2 separate regions of the Homo sapiens genome follow, and region 1 is linked to region 2. Evidence: chromatin loops called from intact Hi-C (ENCODE). Cell type or tissue: PC-3. All regions are shown on one strand. Links, peaks and the distances in the headings refer to the core of each region. The heading gives the core; the rest is flanking DNA.

Evidence for each region. Peaks named below come from ENCODE experiments on the same cell type or tissue, not always from the same donor. Only the 100,000 strongest peaks of a DNase experiment are listed, where the experiment ranks them.
Region 1: a loop joins it to region 2, with 4 times the contacts of the local background. A loop is called at or near these places in 2 of 110 quality-filtered maps.

What each region holds. Positions count from the first base shown.
Region 1 is chr9:79,806,854-79,812,233 of GRCh38, forward strand. No RefSeq gene overlaps it. Among named protein-coding and RNA genes, the nearest start is that of LINC01507, 15 kb to the right of the region's middle. In PC-3, for the core only: no CTCF peak of the experiment used is centred there; a DNase peak (open chromatin) is centred at 3,228; H3K4me3 peaks cover 467 bases.
Region 2 is chr9:79,668,001-79,673,380 of GRCh38, forward strand. The region is part of intron 8 of TLE4 (TLE family member 4, transcriptional corepressor); the gene reads left to right. Among named protein-coding and RNA genes, the nearest start is that of TLE4, 99 kb to the left of the region's middle. In PC-3, for the core only: no CTCF peak of the experiment used is centred there; a DNase peak (open chromatin) is centred at 2,431; H3K4me3 peaks cover 1,279 bases; H3K27ac peaks cover 3,733 bases.

The DNA of each region.
Region 1 (5,380 bases), core at 292-5,291, 140 kb after region 2:
GCACTGGAATGAAGGTAACTGTATTTTCAGGAAAATACCAAAGAATTAAGGGACACAGAATTCACTTTTTGCTCTTGCAAAAAGTCATGCAAAAACCTCTTGCAAAAAGTCATGTCTACACAAGTGCAAATATTCTGAAGTAATTACTTCTCTGGGACAGTTTGACTATTTTCATGGCCTTTTGGAAGCTGGTCAGGAGATCTCTGCTTAAACAAAAGGGAGCAGCTAGAAAAATTATCCTATTATTGCAAAGGGTATTTACTTATGATGTAGAGATGTCTTTTATGGGATTCTTCTTAAGTTTACTTAGGTTTACTGTGACCATATTTTTGTTGATATTTTTATTAATATTTTATATTGGTAAAATAATTTATATTTTACTTATCAGTTTCCAATTATCTTATAAAACTTTTCTAGACATCCTATAAGGTAAGCAGAATTGGTATTAGTGTTCCCATTTTACAGATGAAGAAATTGAGACTCAGGGAGTTTGTATAACTTGCTTGGGGCCACAAAGGTAAGGAGTTGACTTACCTGGAACTGGTACCTAGATTTTGTGACTTTTAGTCTTCTGTGTTTTCCATTGCAAGGGGTTGTTTCTATACAATTGGATTCAAGCATATATCACCAAACGAACTCTGCTGATAGAAACTCAGACCTTGGGCTGGGCACCATGGCTCACACCTGTAATCCCAGCACTTTGGGAGGTCGAGGCAGGCGGATCACGAGGTCAGGAGATCGAGACCAGCCTGGCCAATATGGTGAAAGCCCATCTCTACTAAAATACAAAAAATTAGTAGGGCGTGGTGGAGCGTGCCTGTAGTCCCAGCTACACAGGAGGCTGAGGCAGAAGAATCGCTTTAACCCGGGAGGAGGAGGTTGCAGTGAGCGGAGATAGTGCCACTGCACTCCAGCCTGGGAGACACAGCGAGACTCCGTCAAGAAAGAGAGAGAGAGAGAGAGAGAGAGAGAGAGAGAAAAGAAGGAAGGAAGGAAGGAAGAAAAGAAAGAAAGAAAAGAAAAGAAAAAGGAAAAGGAAAGAAAAGAAACTCAGACCTTGAGTAGAGATGATCCCATGCAAGCTGGTGAAATGAGGTGTTATCCAGTGGAGCATTTGTTCCTCCCCAAGGGGAGGTTTTACCAATGGTTTGGGTGCCCTTCAGTGTGCTTACATTGAGTGGCATCAGGTTTTCAGGTTAACTAACTTCAGTCCCAGTGGCTGTGGTGGGAGATCAGTTGCAGCTGCGCTAATTCTGCTACCCTTCAATGTGGCCATATGAGCAAGTGTTAGGTTTGCACTTTGCAGAGAAAATGAATATGTCATAATCCCAATTCCTCCCTGGGTATTTTGGTTGGCTTCAAGTGCCATTCCTTTTGTAATTAAGTGGGAAAGAGAAAACAGATGGTCACCTTGTCAAATCTTGTTTTCAAGTTAAATACACACAGCCTTTTTTCCTAAGTAGGATAATTCCTTTTTAATGGTAACGCTTTAAGACAGGGAAACATTGGTGGCTGTGTCTAGAGTGCAATGAATCTGCATGTATTGTCTACCTGCTTGAACAGTGAGCTTGGAAAAAAAAAAGTCCTCGATTTTTAAGAACGTGCCACCTAGAATCTTCTGTGTTGTCTATAACTGTGATTATTTAGCTTCTCTCTTATTCAGCCTTCTCAGGGTTACACCTTCTCCACATATGGCTAAAGTGCATGCATGGAGCAATGATATTTACCTGGAGACTAGACAGTGCCATTCAACTGGATATTAAAGGAACAGTGAGGAGAGTTCCTCTGGTGGTCCCACTATCTCTGCATTTTATTTACTTTTGGATATTGAGAAGGATCTGGAGAGGTGAAAGAATTGAATGACTCAATAATTCCTCAAAACTGGAAGCAATCTCTTATCCATTAACTTCCTGGAACAATGAGGACCAATTGATTAGGGAGCTCTTAGGTCCTTCTTAGATCTTTCTCCATGCTATGAGGAACATAGAGAAAATACCATCATTTTTTTCAAAAAATTATAAAACAGTATAGTGAGAATCGATTGAATGCTGTCTACTGGGCACTTTATGGCCCTCTAAGAGTATATCTAGATCAATTGCTTTATTAGAATGATGAGATAACTAGTCCCTCTCCCCTGCTTTTGTGAAGGGATAGGGAAATGAGAAACGGATCTTGTCTTTGCTAATTCCAAAGTCTCTCTTTCACTCCCTTAAGTGCTTCTTTCTTACTTTCTTGTCCTTTTACCGTTACACTCTCTGGAACATCCACACTATCCAGACAGAGAGAAAACCTTGATTCAGCTTCTATTCTAGAAAAACACAAGATTTTTGTCACTGCTTTGCTAGCAATCAACAGTGATTTCTTGAGTGCCTACTGTGTGCTTAGAAGTGTGTTGGAGTCCTCCCTCTTTCCCTTAAGCGGAACACATTGATTTTTAGAACACTTTTAGTTAAGACTTTAATTTAAAATCCAATGTTATTTTAAAAATGTTTGTCATTCCTCCTGGATTTCTGAAGTCTTTTCCTGTCTATGTGTTGGCTTGGGGGAAATTTCCTTTTTCTTTGTTTATTTCATTTTGCTACAAGTAAAGGAGACAATTTAAGCTTGGTATTTTTGTGAAGTTTCTTTAAAAGCGTTTTGACATTGTGGTTGGTGGTCTGATTAGTTCAGAAAGAATTTGTATTTAGTATAAGTGCTTTTTATCTAAAAATATATAGCTTGAGAGACCAGCTAATACTGTGTACTCAACTTAAAATATGCCTATGTACATATTTAAGCTCAGTTTGGCTAAAAAGTCCTTTGAACTAGAACATCACATACCACTCCCCAATTCCCATGCTCGAATGTTGGCTAACAGAGAGGACAGTAAAAGATAAAGATCCCTTGAACATATAGAACCTATATAAGTCTAAATTTAAACAAATAACAACTGGACTTTAACCACTGCTGGACAAATATTATCAGCTCAGAAATGGAGACCTAAATACTGATTCATTGATTGTTTAATTAAATTTATTATTAATAAATTAATTGTCCAAAAAAAAAGTCTGGGTAGTATGAATTCCACTCTGAATGGGGCTACACAGCCAAAACAAATGACTTTTGCACAGGATTTTATTTTCCTCTATGATTCTTAAGGAAGGTCTTCTTTGGATTATTCACTGTTCTTGGCTTTTTTATTATTCCTGGAGGAAAGGCTGCACAAAACCACAAATATTTCAAATGTCATTGTTATCATTGAAATTACTCATTCAGACTGCAAATGAAACCAGGAATGTTTTTGCCATTTAAAACTTCCAGAAGAAGAGTGAAAAAAATACAGAGTCTTCAAGGTTAAGCAGATGTGGTAAAAGCACATTCGTTCAATGTTTGTTTTGCTAATGAAAGTGAAAGTTTAATGCATGTTACAGATTTCTCCTCTGCCTTTTGTTAAACTGTTTTTTGATTATGAAGTTGAAAAAGGAAATTGTAAGAACATAATTTTCTTTAAGATCTGAAAACTCAAGAATTTTGATTGAGTGACATATATCTTTCATTTTTTAATTAATGCATTAATCTGTGTGGCATTGTAATTTATAATTTAGAAGTTATATTTTATTGAAAAGTGTTTTTAATAGTGTTAACTGGTTTGTTCATCTGGGACAGTTTGATGAGTTCAACTTTTTGTTTTTATATATATGTACATATTTTTTGAGACAGGGTCTCACTTTGTTGCCCAGGCTGCAGTGCAGTGGCATGATTATGGCTCACTGCCACCTGGAACTCCTGGGCCCAAGCGATACTCCCACCTCATTCTTCTGAGTAGGTGGGACTACAGGCAAGTGCCAACAGGTCTAGCTAGGTGTTTTGGTTTTTTAAAAAATATCTTTTGTAGAGATAGGGTCTTCCTATGTTGCTCAGGCTGATCTCCAACTCCTAGGCTCAAGTGATCCTCTTGCCTCAGCCTCCCAAAGTGCTGGAATTACAGGCGTGAGCCACCACGCCTGGCCAAGTTCAACTTTGTAAGAAAACTTACAAATTTCTCAGAACTGGTTTCTAAGACTTTGGTCTCTTTAAGGATGCCTTTTTCACCCTTGGCCTAGGTACTTGATCTTGAAGTTCTAAAATGGGATTTTTCTCTTGGCTTGTATCCCAGCTTCCCACATTTTTTTGAGGGAGAACTTGAAGATGATTACAGGAATTCATTTTTTTTCCTCTTTGCATTTTGAAGATGAAGAAAACATTATCTGTGTGAAGTTTAAACTCCTAGATGATTACTTAGAGTAATAATAATAGTATGTGGTATTTACCTGAAAAGATGCTATGAGTTAAGAAAATTTTAATTCTTATTTTTTAAAAATGCTATTAGATTTAGGTACAGTTAAAAATATCACTGTAATCCCAGCACTTTGGGAGGCCGAGGCAGGTGGATCACGAAGTCAGGAGTTCAAGACCAGCCTGGCCAAGATGGTGAAACCACGTCTCTACTAAAAATACAAAAATTAGCCGGACATGGTGGTGGGCGCTTGTAATCCCAGCTACTCCAGAGGCTGTGGCAGAGAATGCTTAAATATGTGAGGCGGAGGGTGCAGTGAGCCGAGATCTCCCCACTGCACTCCAGCCTGGGCGACAGAGCGAGACTCTGTCTCAAAAAAAAAAAAAAAAAAAAAAAAATCACTGAGGTAGCTAATGGGTGATGGTTGCCAACTGATTTCTGGTGTTGACAACTAGATTTCCTTTTTGTTCTCCCTTCAACTTCAGTCATCCTGTAGTTACCACTTGCTGTCCCTCCCTGACATGAGCACTTGTTTTATGTTTGTTTTTTTTTTGAGACGGAGTTTTATTCTTGTTGCCCAGGCTGGAGTGCAATGGCATGATCTTAGCTCACTGCAACCTCTGACTCCCGGGTTCAAGCAATTCTTCTGCCTCAGCCCTGCCAGTAGCTGAGATTACAGGCATGTGCCACGTAGAGACGGGGTTTCACCATGTTAGTCAGGCTGGTCTTGAACTCTTGACCTCAGGTGATCTGCTCGCCTTGGCCTCCCAAAGTGCTGGGATTACAGGCGTGAGCCCCCATGCCCGCCCTGAGTACTTGTTATTTCATACTAAGTAATGAATACTACAGTTTGTTAAGTTCAATGCCTAACTAAATATGACCGATGAATGCTTACCAGCCACCTGAAAGTTAAGACCGGCTATGAAGCACCACCCCCGATCCCAGGGGTTACAACTTGAAATCAACATTTGCATATACCTTTAGAAAAATTATTATGGAAATTTCTGGAATGTTGCCATACTCCCTATTTGAATTCAAATGATAATATAGTCAATTCAGGAAAGAAAATCATCCTAAAATTTCGTATTATGATTAGAAGTGTAATTTCGCTGAAATAGAAAATTT
Region 2 (5,380 bases), core at 279-5,278:
TAATTCACATAACAAATGATTAGACAAGCACTTGTCCATCTGACTGAATTATTCTACATGTTTGCCCAAGCAACAAAGGAGAACAGCGTTTCCTCCTACAGAGGGTATACAGTGGTGGTATTGACCCATCTAGTTACTGGGTGGGTTTCAGTCTTTTGTTGACATTGTTGTTAATGAAAGCAGCCCAGACGAGCTGTGAGCAGCTGGGCTGGATAATTGTGAAGGATTCATGCTTGTTGCTGTTACCCCCAGTGTTTGCAGTGGGTTGTTTGCTTTGACTTTTGTTGAACTGTTGACAAAAGCATTAGATACAAATGGGAACAAATAAAGTGGTGAGATGCCAGGAGGGCTTGGCAGGAGTAGTGGTTTTCTTTCTGACTGAAGTGGAGGATGTCGGAACGTATCTAGATGGGAAGTGGAAGGTGTATTCGGTGTGTGTGTTTAGCAGTTTACCCTTCCGATACCAAACTGGAAAATTTTGTTGCTTATGTACCTTGGCTCACAGAGGTGAGAGAATCAAGGAGGTCACCGTATCTTGTAACCCTCAAAAAGCCACGCTCTTTACCATGCCAGTCAGGTGGCTTGCAGGCCAAGAATGTTACAACAGAAATAGTTTCCAGATTCCCCCTCCTCAACTTAAAACAAAATTTTAATAATAGAAGTATTTTGGACTGGGGAGATGACAGGCATGACGTTGAGGTGGGGAGGATTAAGAAGAACAGTATATGCTAAAATAGTATAGCTAGCAAATGGAAGTCATCTACTGGAACGCTTTTAATTTGCTTTAAACAAAATACTCTTTTGTATATTCAAATGGAGAGTAGCTCAGCTGTTGTGAAGCCAGAAAATTAATGGTATTTTTAGTGAAATAGCAAAAGCATGTCAACAATGTAGCTGCAGATGATAATGCTGGCATTTTATTCATGAGGAATTATCAATGCAGGTTACTGGACAACATAGTGTGACTGAAAATGATTGAGTGTCGGAGAAGCCCGCCATCCTTCTGCTCGATTATTTCATTTTGCATTTAGGCTTCCCCAGGCTTCATTTGTGCATGTATTTTCCCTATCACAAACCAAAATATAAAGTCTCCCTGGCTTAGGATTGTATGCATATTTTTTCTTCCTTTAAAATGTCTCCAAATGAAAGTTCCCCTTGAGTATTGACTCAGAAGCTGAGGAGTTCATTTTCAGTGCACACATGGTCAGTGGAGGTGGTTAGGCTTCAGAGATAGGTCCCTCTGAACAGTTTATCTAAATAGGTCTATGGCAGTTGTTTAAAAGCCAGCAAAACTCACCACCGTTTGATAGATGGAAATTGTCACAGAATATGCCTTCTCTGACAAGTAGAAGATTTGGAATAAGTAGTGAGGCCAGAAAAATGTTTAAAAAACATGGGCAAGAATAGGCAGAAACTGTATTTAGGCAATTAAAATGTCTTTTGGAAGAGTGCGTTTCAGTGATAGTTGAAGAGTTACTAAAAATATATTTGAATAGTCAGGAAAATTAAGCTATGTCTTTTTTTTTGGCCTGCAGTTTTGGTCTGAGGCGCTCTGGGCACCATCACTCACATTGTTTTGTTGGTATTATTTCACCTAGTGTCTGAGCAAGGAAGAGGCTAAGGCTTCCTTTCAACATTCTGTTCTCCAACCTCATTTATTGGATTCCCCTCTGCTACTGGTGACAAAAAGAATGGATTATACCTTTGTGTAATTGTGCTTGTTCCAGTACTTCATGTGACCAAATCTAGGAAAGAATAGGAATTTACTGAGTTTGTTAAAAGTGGGAATGGCCCAATTGTTTTAGTCTTTGCAGCATCTTAATCCTAGAGAGCAGTGACCAGTGAGAAGAGGTCAGGATTTTCTCAGAAATGGGGGCATGCGTTACATGGCTGTGCTCCACTCAAAAAAGTTACATGAATGCTCCCCACGTTTCAGCTCTCAGAAGATATTTTGCTTGTTTCAGTACTAGATGGTCAAATGGTAAAGGCCTAGATCTGAAGTTCATGAGGAAGAAACCCCTGAAATGACAGACACTGAATGGGGATAAATGCATCTATGTGATTAAGTAGTTGGTAGTTCTTCCAGGGTTTATTACTCAAGAGAGGAGGTAGGGAAATCGTGCAAGTAGAAAACTTGAAAAGACTCACCTTAGAGGGGATAGCTAAAGAGTAAAATGAGTAACAGTTAAATAAGAAAAAAAAAAGAAAGAAAAAAAAACTTGAGAAGACAATAAGGCAAGAAGTTTATCACCATTAACAAGCCAGAAGAAAGAAAGAGACTACACCGACTTGACTCAGCATGACTCCAAAATTATGAGACCCTGGGCAAAAGCACAACAAAAGGCTCACAAATGAAAAGAATGAGTTCAAGAGAAATTTACTTAGGCCACGTCAAAAAGATTGGTACACTGCACCCTCAGGCAGTGACCAGAGATGCAAGGGTAAGCATATTTTTGTAAAAGACCTGTTTTACAGACAGATATGCCTCAGTCTTTCCTCCCCCTCCTTTCCCACTGCTCAAGCAGGTATTCATGTTTGCTGTGCTTTTAAAGCTAAAATATCACCCTTGTTAACGGTGACTCAAGGTGACTCTACATACTCTGTTCAAACTGCATTTCTTAAGGTTGGGAAGCTGGTGTGTGTTGGGACCTGTCTACTTCTGTGCATGTGGCATGCTATGAACTCTAGACAGCCAGTAGGCAGGAAACAGTGTAGCAATACCAGCTAGACACTCATCCTCTGGAACCAGGTGGTCTGGGTTCAAATCATGCCTTATGCTATTTACCATCCTTGTGATTTTTGGCAGTCTTCTTCTCTATCTGTGTAACATGGGAGTGGTAAAGTTGCCCAATATAGTAGGTCCTTATTGGTTTTTTTTTTGTTTGTTTTTTTAGTGTACAGTATGAGTAATTTGAAAATGACCTGGTTGTGTTTATTCTTTGGAGGGTTAATATTTAAATTAACTTGCATTCCACAAACAAACACAAAACTAACAGCAGAAAGGAGCAAACTAGAAGTGTGCCAGGCCACAGGGAAATTATTGAGATTAAATTTTGCCTAAAAAAAAATCTACAAAATGGATCTTGTACATGCAGATGGTTGAGAATTAACTTTAGCTGATCCTAGCACATATTTAATTCCATTGGGGATTTTGTGTTTAGGGATAGTTCAACCTTGGCTGAGAATGTGACTTTTATGTATTTTACAGCAAAACTACTTGCTGCTCATAATGGATGAAATTGGAGACCAAAGAGGAAGAACCTTCTGGGTTCCTGTCAGTCTAAATCCTGATTTTAAAAGACATTCACCTGCCATGCTAGTGTTGTGTGCTTCTACTGGTAGGAAAAGCTAATAACTACCCTGACGAGCTCAACGAGTGGCCCGAGGACTGTGATCTCACAGTTTACCGTTTTTGCAGAGAGCCTCTTTTATTTTCGTGTCAGATTATCTGTAAAATGGACTTCTCCCTCCAGTGTTGTAAACCATAACAATTCTGGCATTCCTCTAATTGTGTGGGGAGAGGGAGTATACCCAACAGATGCTTGTCGAGCAGGAGAGACTCTTGCTGCTTTTCATTATTTTACTACTCATACACCTAATCCCTGTCAATAAGGTTGGCTGTTTGGGGAAAGAACACACATCCCTGCACTATAATACTGATTTATTTGCAGCTTCTTTTCTTCAGACCGAGTTAACTGAGGAGTCTCACAAGGCAGTGAGTCAGCCTTGCTATGGACTTTGACAGAAGTATATCTGAAGGGAAGGGAGTGATTGCAGTATTCAGGGTGCTGGGGAACAGCAGACCTGGTTCAGCAAGGGGAGGTTAAGGACTATACTCCCACCCCTACTCAAGACATGAATGCCTCTCATAGTGTGATCCCTGGTTGCTTTGTTTTCAGTGAAGATTAGCCTCAGTTTCTCCGTTAAAAAAAAAAAAAAGTCAGTCTGGAAGATTTTATACGGCCTATGCTTTTTAGGCCATTGAAACAAAACACTTTTTTTTTTTTTTTTTTTTTTTTTTTTTGCAGAGGTGGTGGTGGGGGAGGGGGGATGCCCTTTCAGTGATTAGTGCCCTGCTACATAGTTGTCTTCCAGAGCTACAATGTCAAGGAGCCCTCCTGTCCTGGGGAGAGAGGGTGCGCAGAATGGAAATTCAGCTTGCTCAAAGAGTCATACCAACAGGGCTCTAGCAGATTTCATATTTTCTTAATAAGAATGACAAAGGGGCCAGAGTCCTGGAAAGTAAGATACACACTGGGCATAAGATGGTGTTTGCCCTCATGGGAAGAGTGTGGTTTTCCCACAGGAGAATCCAGAATAACCAACCAACATGGCCAAGTTTCCCACTGTGGGCGGGCAGTGAGGGGCCCCTGAGCAGACAGGATTTCAACTTCCCACATGAGCCAGGGTGGGTCTGGCAAAGGTTTAGGAGATGTCTTTCAAGTGAATCTGTTTTTCTACATGTTTTCTACCTCTGGATGTATAGAGTCAGCTTCCTGCATGACCTGTTTTTGTGAGACAGAGGACCTGGGAAACATGAGGCCATATTTGAGGCGGTTCATTCTTACCAACCGCCAGACCTTTGTTTTTAGAGAAGTGGAATCTTCACCAAAGGCCCAAGAAGCCTTTGTGGGGTCAGCTGTGCTTGAGAATTCTTGAATCTTTGTTACTCTTTATCACCTACCTGAGATGCCACTTTTGCTTGCTTAGCTCAGGTTTGGAATTTGATTTAAGAGGGATTCACATTTCTCTGTTTATCAGAACTTAGCATCAATTGTGTTTCTTTGTAGAGATGTATGTTACTTAAAAGATAAGGGAAAGGAGCATGTGTTTCTGTAGCTCAGAAAACCCTAAGAGGAAGGACCAGATAAAGTGGAAACTTTCTACAGCGACAATTAGAGTTATGTTAAAGAAACAAGTGCAAGTGAGGGCAGGTGGAGCATAGAAAACTCTCAGCACAGGGACTCAATTAAAAATGCTTTTAAAATGTAATTCCAATCAATGTGGATAGTCTTAGAACATTGCAAGATGTGTGAAAACATGCTTTAAATGCCAGCAACCAGTGAAAAGGGCACGGTTTTAGAAACCCTGCTATAAATTATGTGCCTTTGGCTTTCAGGAACGTGGAGGATACATCGCTGAAATATTCAGAATAAATATCAGAGAGAATTGTACAGTCTTTTCATTCTGCAAGGAATGAAATTTTTAAAGAGCTAGTTGTGTTTGGCGTAAGATCCTGAAATTTTTTTATAGTGTCACAACATTTGTTTTGGGAGATGTACAAATCAAATCTGATTATAACAAATATTATAACAAAAATATCCCTCTAACCAAACAATTTCTAGACCCCAACCAGTGGTCCACTTATTTAAAACAATAT